2 separate regions of the Homo sapiens genome follow, and region 2 is linked to region 1. The links are chromatin contacts, found by Hi-C or POLR2A ChIA-PET in ENCODE. All regions are on one chromosome and are shown on one strand. Each heading gives the region's core, a stretch centred on a gene start or an enhancer-like site at or near the end of the contact. The rest is flanking DNA. Distances are from core to core; before and after follow the strand shown.

The links. A loop is a pair of places that touch in the nucleus more often than their neighbours do. ChIA-PET counts read pairs that join two places held with the same protein, here RNA polymerase II (POLR2A).
Region 2: a map of posterior vena cava shows a loop between it and region 1 (4-fold over the local background). The contact joins the promoter of FGF4 here to the promoter of LINC02747 in region 1. A Hi-C loop is called at or near these places in 2 of 168 maps with a recorded cell type or tissue (mesothelial cell of epicardium and posterior vena cava). POLR2A ChIA-PET finds 5 or more read pairs at or near these places in 1 of 52 experiments (IMR-90).

The regions. Positions count from the first base shown.
Region 1 is chr11:69,477,885-69,482,733 of GRCh38, forward strand. LINC02747 (long intergenic non-protein coding RNA 2747) reads right to left here and starts at 2,073. Exons shown (of 2, transcript NR_184307.2): 1 at 1,812-2,073. It overlaps LINC01488 (long intergenic non-protein coding RNA 1488), which reads left to right and starts at 3,779. Exons shown (of 4, transcript NR_185875.1): 1 at 3,779-3,899. RefSeq lists an enhancer at 2,613-3,579.
Region 2 is chr11:69,773,605-69,778,453 of GRCh38, forward strand. FGF4 (fibroblast growth factor 4) reads right to left here and starts at 1,737. Exons shown (of 3, transcript NM_002007.4): 1 at 1,141-1,737; 2 at 420-523. The coding sequence starts at 1,480. RefSeq lists enhancers at 1-636, 2,486-3,409 and promoters at 1,626-2,738, 1,626-2,021.

The sequences.
Region 1 (4,849 bases), core at 823-3,322:
TGCAAGACCCTCCTTCCAGGACGATCAGAGCATCCAACCATGTGCAGGGCCCTTCTGAGCCCGTGGCCCCTGTGGTGGGGATGGGGCGAGGAACAGTTCATTCAATACCTGTCTGACAAGCACCTGTCTGCTTCGTGCCAGGCACTGCCCTGGACAAAATGGGTGCAAGTTCTTTCTCCGTGGGTCCGAGAGGGGCTGCTAACAAATGAATAACAAAATGGCTGCAGGTCATGCCGCTGCTCCATAGAAAACAGACCGGGGGTGAGGCAGGATATTGCTGGGGGACCCCTTAGTGGATAGAATGATCAGAAAAATGGAGGCTCCCAGAGGACGAGGGTAAGCCGTGTGGGGCAGTAAGACAGGAGTAGGGAACAGCCCAACAACGGAGTGGAGGCTGGAAAGTTGCTGCTTGGTCCTCCGTCCTGCTGACTCCCTGCACAGGTACCGAGAGGGATCGGAGTCCCCACCCCTGGGGAGGACTTGCACCCCCGCCTCCACCCCTGTGCTGAGCCCAAGCCTCTGCAAGTCCCTGGGGACCTGCCTCCTGCACCCTGACCGCCTGCTCCTGTCTTTCCTCACTCACACCTCTGCTCAGGGCTGGGCTGGCGTCTTCTCTCCCCAGATGGATGTGTTTTAATATTTCACAAAGGAATATGTTCCTAAAAAATAGCAATTAGGCTGGGCGAGGTGGCTCATGCCTGTAATCCCAGCACTTTGGGAGGCTGAGGTGGGGAGGATCACCCTGGGGTCAGGAGTTTAAGACCAACCTGGTCAACATGTTTCTACCAAAAAACACAAAAATTAGCCTGGTGTGGTGGTGAGCACCTGTAATTCCAGCTACTCAGCAGGTTGAGGCAGGAGAATGGCTTAAACCCAGGAGTCGAGGCAGGAGAATCACTTGAACCCAGGAGTTGGAGGCTGCAGCGAGCCGAGATTGTGCCACTGCACTCTAGCCTGGGTGACAGAGCGAGACTCTGTCTCAAAAAAAGAAACCAGCAATCAGATGGCAAGATATCATAATAAGTTTTTACATGAAAATATAAAGTTACAAAACAACACTCTGATGTGACTTAGAAAAAACAAGTGTGGGCCAGGTGCGGTGGCTCACGCCTGTAATCCCAGCACTTTGGGAGGCTGAAGCCGGTGTATAACTTGAGGTCAGGAGTTCGAGACTAGCCTGGCCAATGTGATGAAACCCTGTCTCTACTAAAAATACAAAAAATTGACGGGCATAATGGCGGGCACCTGCAATCCCAGCTACTCGGGAGGCTGAGGCAGGAGAATCCCTTGAACCCAGGAGGCGGAGGTTGCAGTGAGCCAAGATCGCGCCACTGCCCTCCAGCCTGGGTGACAAAGTGAGACTCTGTCTCAAAAAAAAAAAAAAAAAAAAAAAGAGAGAGAGAGAGAGGAGAGAGAGAGAAAAGAAAAAACAAGTGGGTGGTATATATGTGGAAGAACATAAAAAAGACCAGAAGGAACCACATCTCAGTGTCAGCATGTGAGCTCTGATGGTCTCTGCTGAGGTTGCCTGCGGTGCCCTAACTCTTCTCTGTTTTCTGATTGCTTTTGCAATCAACAGGTATTATTCTCATGAGCAGAAAAACGCCCTGTTGTGCACATTTGGGATGAGAGAAGGGTGCTGCAGGTGAGGAGAAGACAAAGGGGTGGAGTGGGCCAGCTTCTCTAGTGTGGCATCTTCTCCTCTCCTCCTTGCCTGGCTGCCTGGAGCCTGAGGGTCACAGCCTCCAGCCTCTTGGCTTGCACTCTCGGCCTCTGCACGCAGCCTTATCTTCCCCAGAACGCACACTCACCTTCCGCTTCCCTCAGGACCTGCCACCTCCAAACCTCTGCCCATGCTGGGTCCTCCACTGGGCCACCCTCTCCTGCCCAGCTCGGCAGGTGCACATCTTCCTAGCCTGGGGGGCCTGCTCAGAAGGCAGCTCTTTCAGGAAGCCCCTGGCTGGAGAGACCCCACCTTCCTGCCGCCTCCTCTGGCCTCTCTGGTGAGCTGCCCACTCTCTTCCTTGAGTCAGAGTTCAAGGTGTGGCTGTCTTGCCTGTGAGGGCAAAGTCTGCAGCCGACTCGTCTCCCTGGCTGTCAGCTCCACAAGGCGGGCGGGTGCTCAGTAAACATTACTAAACTCATCAGCCCCCTTTGGGCAAACGGGACAGTGGGGCGAGGCCTGGCGTGGCTGGAAAAGCAGTCTGGATGCCCCAGTTGCGGCTGGCTCAACGGCTTTATCTGACAGCCCTGGGCACCAAGACAAAGAGGCGTTCCCTGGCTGCCTTGGCCTCCTCTCTCCCAGGGGAAGGCAGGGTGACATGGCGAGCCTGGGCCACACAGTGAGCCCAGGCCGGAGCCAGCAGCCGGTTCCCAACACTGGCTAGGGCCCTTCTGCAGGCCTGACCCTGAGCACATCCCAGGACCCCGTCAGCTTCCCAGGGAGAGTTCCCAGGAGTCTGTGCTGGCGTGGAGAGGAGCTGGGGGCCCCTGGGTGTGCGGCTGCAGACGTCACGGGCACCCAGAACCCTGACCAGAGTCAATGTTGTCGTCCCCTTGGCATGCTGGAAAAAAAATTGCTCAGACAGGGCTGGAGGGCTCTCAGACCCTTTGTATCCTCTTCTCTGAGTCTTGGGAAATTGAGAAGTCCTCTGAGAGCTTCCCTTCACCTGATAGTCCCACCCTCAGGATGGAGCTGAGGCAGAGTCTGCACTCCTCAACCCTCTTCTCTGTGAAACAGTTAGGAAATGTCTGCAGACATCATCATCCGGACTCAACTCCTCTTCCCTGCTATGAATCGTGAAACAAAGTGTTCAGGTCACCACAGTGAGGACTCTGGCACTGAGCCGGCACTGGGCGGGATCAGTAGCTTGGATGGAATGCCGGCAGGGTCCCTGCTGACCTCATCATGTGGAAGAGTTTCGGAGAGGTCAGGAGTTGCCAAGGGCCTGCAGACAACGCCGTGTGAGGAGGACAGTGTGAGGTAGCACAGGCCTCTTCGATTCCCAAGGTTCCCTGGAATCCTCAGGATTCCCAAGGAACCCTTGGATCACCCCAGCACCACCTAGCCCAGGGACAGAGCCAGGCCTGAGTGCACAGCCCGCTAGCAACTGTGTAACAGGTGCCAGGCACCTACAGTGTGCTGGGCATGGGGCTGAGGTGGGGCTGTGCTGGCAATGCTGCAGACAGCATGTTTACACCAAGCACAGCTACAAGCCCAGGACCAGCTTCCCTCCTTCCGTCAGAGCAGCCACTGGGGCAGCCAGTGTTACTAGATCCCCACTTGACACATGAGGAGGCACCAGGAGGCTGTGCCACTCAGCCGATCTAGCGGTCCACACATCAGAGTCCATACTCTGCCACCATTAGAATGGGGCTTGTGATGGCTGCCCTCACTCAGTTCAGGGGTCCCCACCAGAATCTCTCAGGCCACACCCTGGGACCTCAGATACACTCTGGGCAAGTGGCAGGGGCCCTGAAAGGTCCAGAGTCCAGCCAACTTCAGGTCTCCCAGGCAAAAGGAGCCAGACCTCCCACTCACCCCCTCGAACCCAGCAGTCACTCCAACAGGGCTTCTCTGACAGTCCAGGCTGATGCAGCTCACTGTGGCAAAAGACCTTCCCTGAATCAGGTCCTCACATAGAGGCCCATGCAGCCCTCTGGGAATGCGGAGGCTGGGGGCAGCCATAGACACTGGAGCTCCTTCCCTGTGACAAGTGCCATCCCATGGGGAGGAGCCAAGCCCAACGAACACCCCAAGGCAAGAGGGAAGAGCTCTGTGGGGCAGAGGGCAGCCTGAGCATCTGCAAACAGAGTGGCTCACAGAGAGGACACCTGCCCTGAGGACACCTGCAGGAGATCCCTACAGAGGAAGGGCTAGACCAGGCTCCATCCAGCAAGTAAGGTCTCTAACAGCTTTGAGATCGTAAGCCCTTTAAATAGGGAGGGAGGTGGGTGAATGGATGGATGGATGGATGGATGAGTAGATGGACGGGTGGATGATTGAATGGGTGGATGGATGGATGAGTGGATGGTTGGATGAGTGGATGGATGGATAGATGAGTAGATGGATGGATGGATGATTGAATGGGTGGATGGATGGATGAGTGGATGGACGGACAGATGGATGGATGGATGGATGGATGAGTGAGTGGTGTATTAGTCTATTCTCATGCTGCTAACAAAGACATACCTGAGACTGCATAATTTATGAAGGAAAGAGGTTTAATGGACTCACAGTTCCACATGGCTGGGGAGGCCTCACAATCATGGCAGAAGGCAAAAGAGAAGCAAAGGCACATCTTACATGGAGGCAGGCAAGAGAGCATGTGCAGGGGAACTCCCATTTATAAAACCATCAGATCTCATGAGACTCATTCACTACCATGAGAACAGTATGGGGTAAACCGCCCCCATGATTCAATTATCTCCATCTGGCCCTGCCCTGGACACATGGGGATTATTACAATTTAAGGTGAGATGTGAGTGGGGACACAACCAAACAATATCAAGTAGATGGATGGATGAATGGATGGATGGATGAGTGGATGGATGGACGAGTGGATGGATGAATGGATGGATGGATGCATGCATGGATAGATGGATGAGTGCATGAATGGATGAGTGGATGGACGGATGGATGAATGGATGGATGATGAGTGGATGGATGAGTAGGTGGATGGATGAGTAGGTGGATGGATGAGTAGGTGGATGAATGGATGAGTGGATGGATGGGTAAATGGATGGATGGATGGATAGATGGATGGATGAATGGATGGAAGAAAGGAAGAGAGAGAAGAAAGTTACATTGATTGATTTATATAGTTTGTCATACCAGAAAGTTCTGCAG
Region 2 (4,849 bases), core at 487-2,986, 300 kb after region 1:
CTGAGCAGTTAAGGTGTCAAGACCCACACAGGGTGAGAAGGGGACATGGCCAGCCCACAACAGCTGGTGCTCTCACCACCTGCCCTGCACCTAGCAGCCAGAGAATTCATTCCCTCCGTGTCCAGCCTCAAGCCCGCAGTTCCAACACTGAGACCTACCCCTCTGGACTAGAGAAGGGAAGGGCTCTCAATAGCGCCCTTTCCTCGGTCTGGGAGGGGCCCACTCAGGGATGGCAGGAACCTCATTGTTCCTGCCTTGGGGCTGCTTCCTTTGTCTGGGGAGGCCTGCCGGTCCCGTGACCTGGTGACCCTGCCACCCCTCCAAGACCCAGGCACAGGTGGGGCTGGAGAAGCCACGAGCCTGCTAGCCATGTCCGCTGTTCCCAACTAGGTGCCTAGCCAGACCCCTGCGGTACTCACCGAGCCATAGAGCTTGCCCTTGCTGCTCATGGCCACGAAGAACCGGCTGGCCACGCCGAAGATGCTCACCACGCCCCGCTCCACGGGCGAGAGCTCCAGCAGGCCTGGGGGCGGGGCGCAGGTCATTGCGGGGCAGGTGATCCCTGGCCCACTCCGCCCCTCGGCTTGTTCGCCTCCGGGGACCCTATTTCTGGGGTGGGGTTGGGGATAAAGGGCCAGGGTTCCCGGCGCAGCCGCCCCCAAGGGCCTCCAGAGCCCAAGCTGCCCTCTAGGGCCTCCGGAGCCCAAGCCTGCGCTAGCTCAGATTAGCTTGCCTGTGTAGGGGACCCCCGGCGGCCGCACCCAGTCCCGGACCTTCAGACGCGAGCCCGACCCCAGCGGTTCCCCAGCCTGGGCCAGGCCGGGGCGCGTGTCTCGGGCCCCCTGTGGCTGCACCGCGCGCCCTGTGCCCACGGGCGAAGGCGCTGGAATTCGGCGCTCGGAGCCCGAGTTTCTGAAGGCGGGAGGCGGCGCCCGACCTCAGGGGTTGCGCTGGGCTGCCGGAGCCAAGAGTGTCTGCGTCCCCAGCCCCGCGTCAGAAGGGACCGGAGCCCGAGTCCGCCCCGGTTCCCGGGGCCCCCGAGCAGGTGCCCGCCGAGGGTCTCAGAGTGTGACTGAGCGGGTTGGCCCGGCGGCCGTTGCCCCCCGCCCCCGCCCCTTCGCGCCTGGCCGCGCCACTCACTGTCGCGGGTGTCCGCGTGCGCGCCGCCGATGCGGCCGTCGGGGAGCGCCTGGAGGTGGAAGCCGATGCCCACGTTGCAGTAGAGCCGCCGCAGCCGCTTGATGCCCAGCAGGTAGTCGCCGGCGCCGCTCTGGACGGCCGCCTCCTTGGGCTGCGCTGCCACCGGCAGGCGCGCCAACGAGAGCGCCACCAGGCTCTCCCAGCGGCGCTCCAGCTCGGCCTCCAGCGTGCCGTTGGGTGCAGTGGGTGCGGCGGCGCCCCCTCGGCCCGCCCAGGGCGCCAGCAAGGCCAGCAGGACCGCCGGGAGCAGCGCTACCGCGGCCGTCCCGGGCCCCGACATCCCGGCCCGAGGGCCGTGCGTCGGTCAGGCGGTCAGTGCGCCCGGGAAGCTGGGGGGCAGAGCTGCGCCTGTGGCGTCCCGCGGGAGCGCACGGCCGACCTCGGGCAGGAGTGCGCAACCGAGGAGGTGCGGGAGGCAAGCGACGGGGCCCCCGGGCGCCGGGCTCTACCCCGGCTGCATGGAGCGGCGAGCCGGGCGGAAAGCGCGCGGCTGGAGCTGGGACTCTGAGGAGCAGTGCGCGCCTCCCTGAGCGCCAGGCCCGCCCGAGGCCGAGCCGCTATATATATAGCCCGGCGCCCCCTCCTACTCGCCCGCTCCCGCGGGGGGCCGTTCGCGTTCTCCTGGGCGCCCGGGGCGCTGTGGCGTTCGCGGCTGGTCGCAGGCCGCCTGCCAATCAGGGCCGGGGGAAGGGAGGAGGCTGGGGACTAGCGCCGCGAGTGCCACCTGGAGGGACCCCGGCCCCCACCCTTGGCTCCGCCCGGCCCACGGACCTGTTCGTCCCGCCCCTTGGCGGCTCCTACACTTCTGCTTTTCAGCCAGTTTTGCCTCTTGCACTTTGTCCCTGCCTGTCCCCGTCCCCGTCTCCCTCTCTGCTCCGGCCGCCTTGGCGCAGCCCTAACTCGGGCATCCGAAGCTCCTAGTGGGCGCAGAAGCCAGCGGCTGCTGCCTGCCCTTCGCCTTTCGGAGGCTCACGGGAACTTGGTTCCTTTGCTGGGGCCTTGAGGACCGGCCTGGGAAGGAGGGGTGGATAAGAGCAGTAAGCGACACCGGGGCCTGGCTGGGCAAGGGAGGACCCTTTGGCTACAGGCGGGAGGGAGGCCACCCCCACCCCCTAGGTCTTGGCCCCACAGGCTTGGCGCGTTTCTGGGCTGGAGTTCTGAATACCTGGTGGAGGTCCACCTGAGCCAAAGGGCAAGGTGGCAGAGATGCACCCAGGGAGGCCTGGTCCTGCACCCCCTACACACACACCCTTCCGTGAAAGGACAGGTAGCAGGGCATAGGGCCAGAGGGGATATTCAGCATCCCCTGCTCCTTTGATTCCACAGCAGAAATATCCATGTACCATAGCCAGAGCCCTCAATCTAGCAGGGACCCAGGCCAGGCCTCTGGAAGCCTCCCCTCTCTCACTCATGGTTCTACCTCCCACTGTGCCCATTATGGCCTGATGGGGACTGTCCTAGCTAGATGCAGGCCCACCTAGGTGTGAAAACCCCTGTTCTTTGTGGTCCCTGAGGAGCCTGCCTGGCCCTTCCTGCAGGCCCGCCTAGCCACAGCTGCAGGGGGCTTGGTGCCTACCCCATCTCTCATACCACCAGCACCTGTGACCAGAGATGTCCCCAGGCCACCGCAGCCTCCTCCACCTCCACCGCATCCCCACAGGGAGATTCCTGGGACCCCTTCAGAACCCTGCTGGGGCTTATTCGTGCCCCTGGAGGGGACCTGGGAGGCTTGAGGGCTCTTCTCTGAGGTGCAGAAAGGGGGGCACTTGGGGGTCATCAAGTGGCTTTGGCAGGACCGGAACCTCAGCTCCGCACCCCTTGAGAGGATCTTTGTTCCTCCTTGGGCCTGCAGCCTGCTTGGGCAGCGCCACCCAGACCTGGACCTTCCTGGGCTGCAGCTCACAGCTTCGAGATGCAACCCGGCTGCCTCTGGGTCCTGGGGTCCCCCAGATGAGCCTGCAGATCTGGTGCCAAATAGACATCGTTGGCCAGGGTGCAGGGTGCAGGGTGCAGGGGACCTAGAACCCATCCCTCACTTGCTGTGTTGTCTTTCCATCTCTAGGTCCCTGACTCCCCATTTGCAAAATGACATGGGAGGTGGGCTTTCCTCCCTCAGCCTGGGGCCAACCGAACACACCCTCTGGGGAAGTGAGACCCAGGCCTGGAGACCCACCTGTGCCAGCTGACCTGAGCAGAGGGACTCTGATGTCTTCCCCCGGCTTTTGATAGGATGAGGCTCCTTTCTTCCCAGGACTCCCACAGCAAGCTCAATTTAGGGCTTCCCAAGGACCCCTCCCTGTCTCTCCTATTTGCTGTGAGTTCAGCAAAGGACGCTGCAGGCAGCTGATATATCTCCCAGAACTGCAGGCCCACCCACACAGGATAGGTGCTTGTGGTGACTGGGGACTGACAGCCAGCAGGGCTTTTGGGAGCTGGGAATTCCCAGCAGAACTGATCTGGAATCTGGCTTCCACTTTGCTCCGGGTGCTCCCTGAGCACACTCTCAACCTCCGCAGGCCCTGGCCTCCTCAGCTGTGCAATGGAGGCAACAAAAGCACAGGTAAGGAAGAATTGCGGATGAAGGATGCACCAGGAAGCACTCACTTATCTGCATCTGACCCCTTTCCGTGCCCCTGGCCCTTGACCTGGCTTCCCACCTGCTTCCTTTCTGCTCCTGTGTTCCCGCCATGCTGACCGCGTCATCTCTCCCCTTCCCACTGGATGACCCCCGGCCCCAGATCTTCCTGCCAATGACTTATCCCATTCAGGTTTGCCTGAATGGAGAAGCCACTCCATTGGAGTAGCCACTCGGGGATGCCTTCTGGATCCCCTGCCCAGTCCTTCTGGTTGGAGCTTCTTTGAGCTCTTAAGAGAACCTTCTGCACTTGTTAGCTGACCCTCCACCGCATTTAGATTGTCATCTCCATGGAGCAAGCCCGGATTTGTGTTGTTGCCAGTTGTACCTCCAGTGCTGGGCACATAGTAGGTGCTCAATAGCTGTTTGTGAGTAAATGGCTGGCTAGGTACACTAGGAGCTCATCCATCAGCAATCCTCACTGCAAGCTGCCCTGCCCAATCTGCCACTGTGCCCCGGGGCAGACAAACAGAGGTACCTGCAAAGGCCTCAGGCAGAGCTGCCCCTATGGGAAGGTCTGCATTGCCTTTTTTTTTCTTTATGTGAAAGAAATAGTTGGACCAAGGTGACTAAATCTTTTCCAGATCTGGTTACTTCTCAGCAGAGAGACAAGGGGACCTATATATAATTTTTTTTTTTTTTTTGAGATAGTATCTTGCTCCATTGCCCAGGCTAAAGTGCAGTGGCTCTATCATAGCTCTACAGCCTCAAACTTCCAGGCTTAAGCAATCCTCCAGCCTCAGTCTCCTGAGTAGCTGGGACTACACACTCAGCTAATTTTTTGTTTTCTTTTTTAGTAGAGACGAGGTCTCGCTGTATTGCCCGGGCTGGACTCAAACTTTTGACCTCAAGCAATCCTCCCGCCTCAGCCTCCCAAAGTGCTGGGATTACAGGCATGAGCCACTGCACCTGGCCAGGTGATCTAGAAACAGGACCCTCACTTAGCTTGGACCCAAAGCCCTTCTGCCATGCTTTACCCCAGGACGCCCGCTTTGCCAAGTCCTGGGGTTCGAG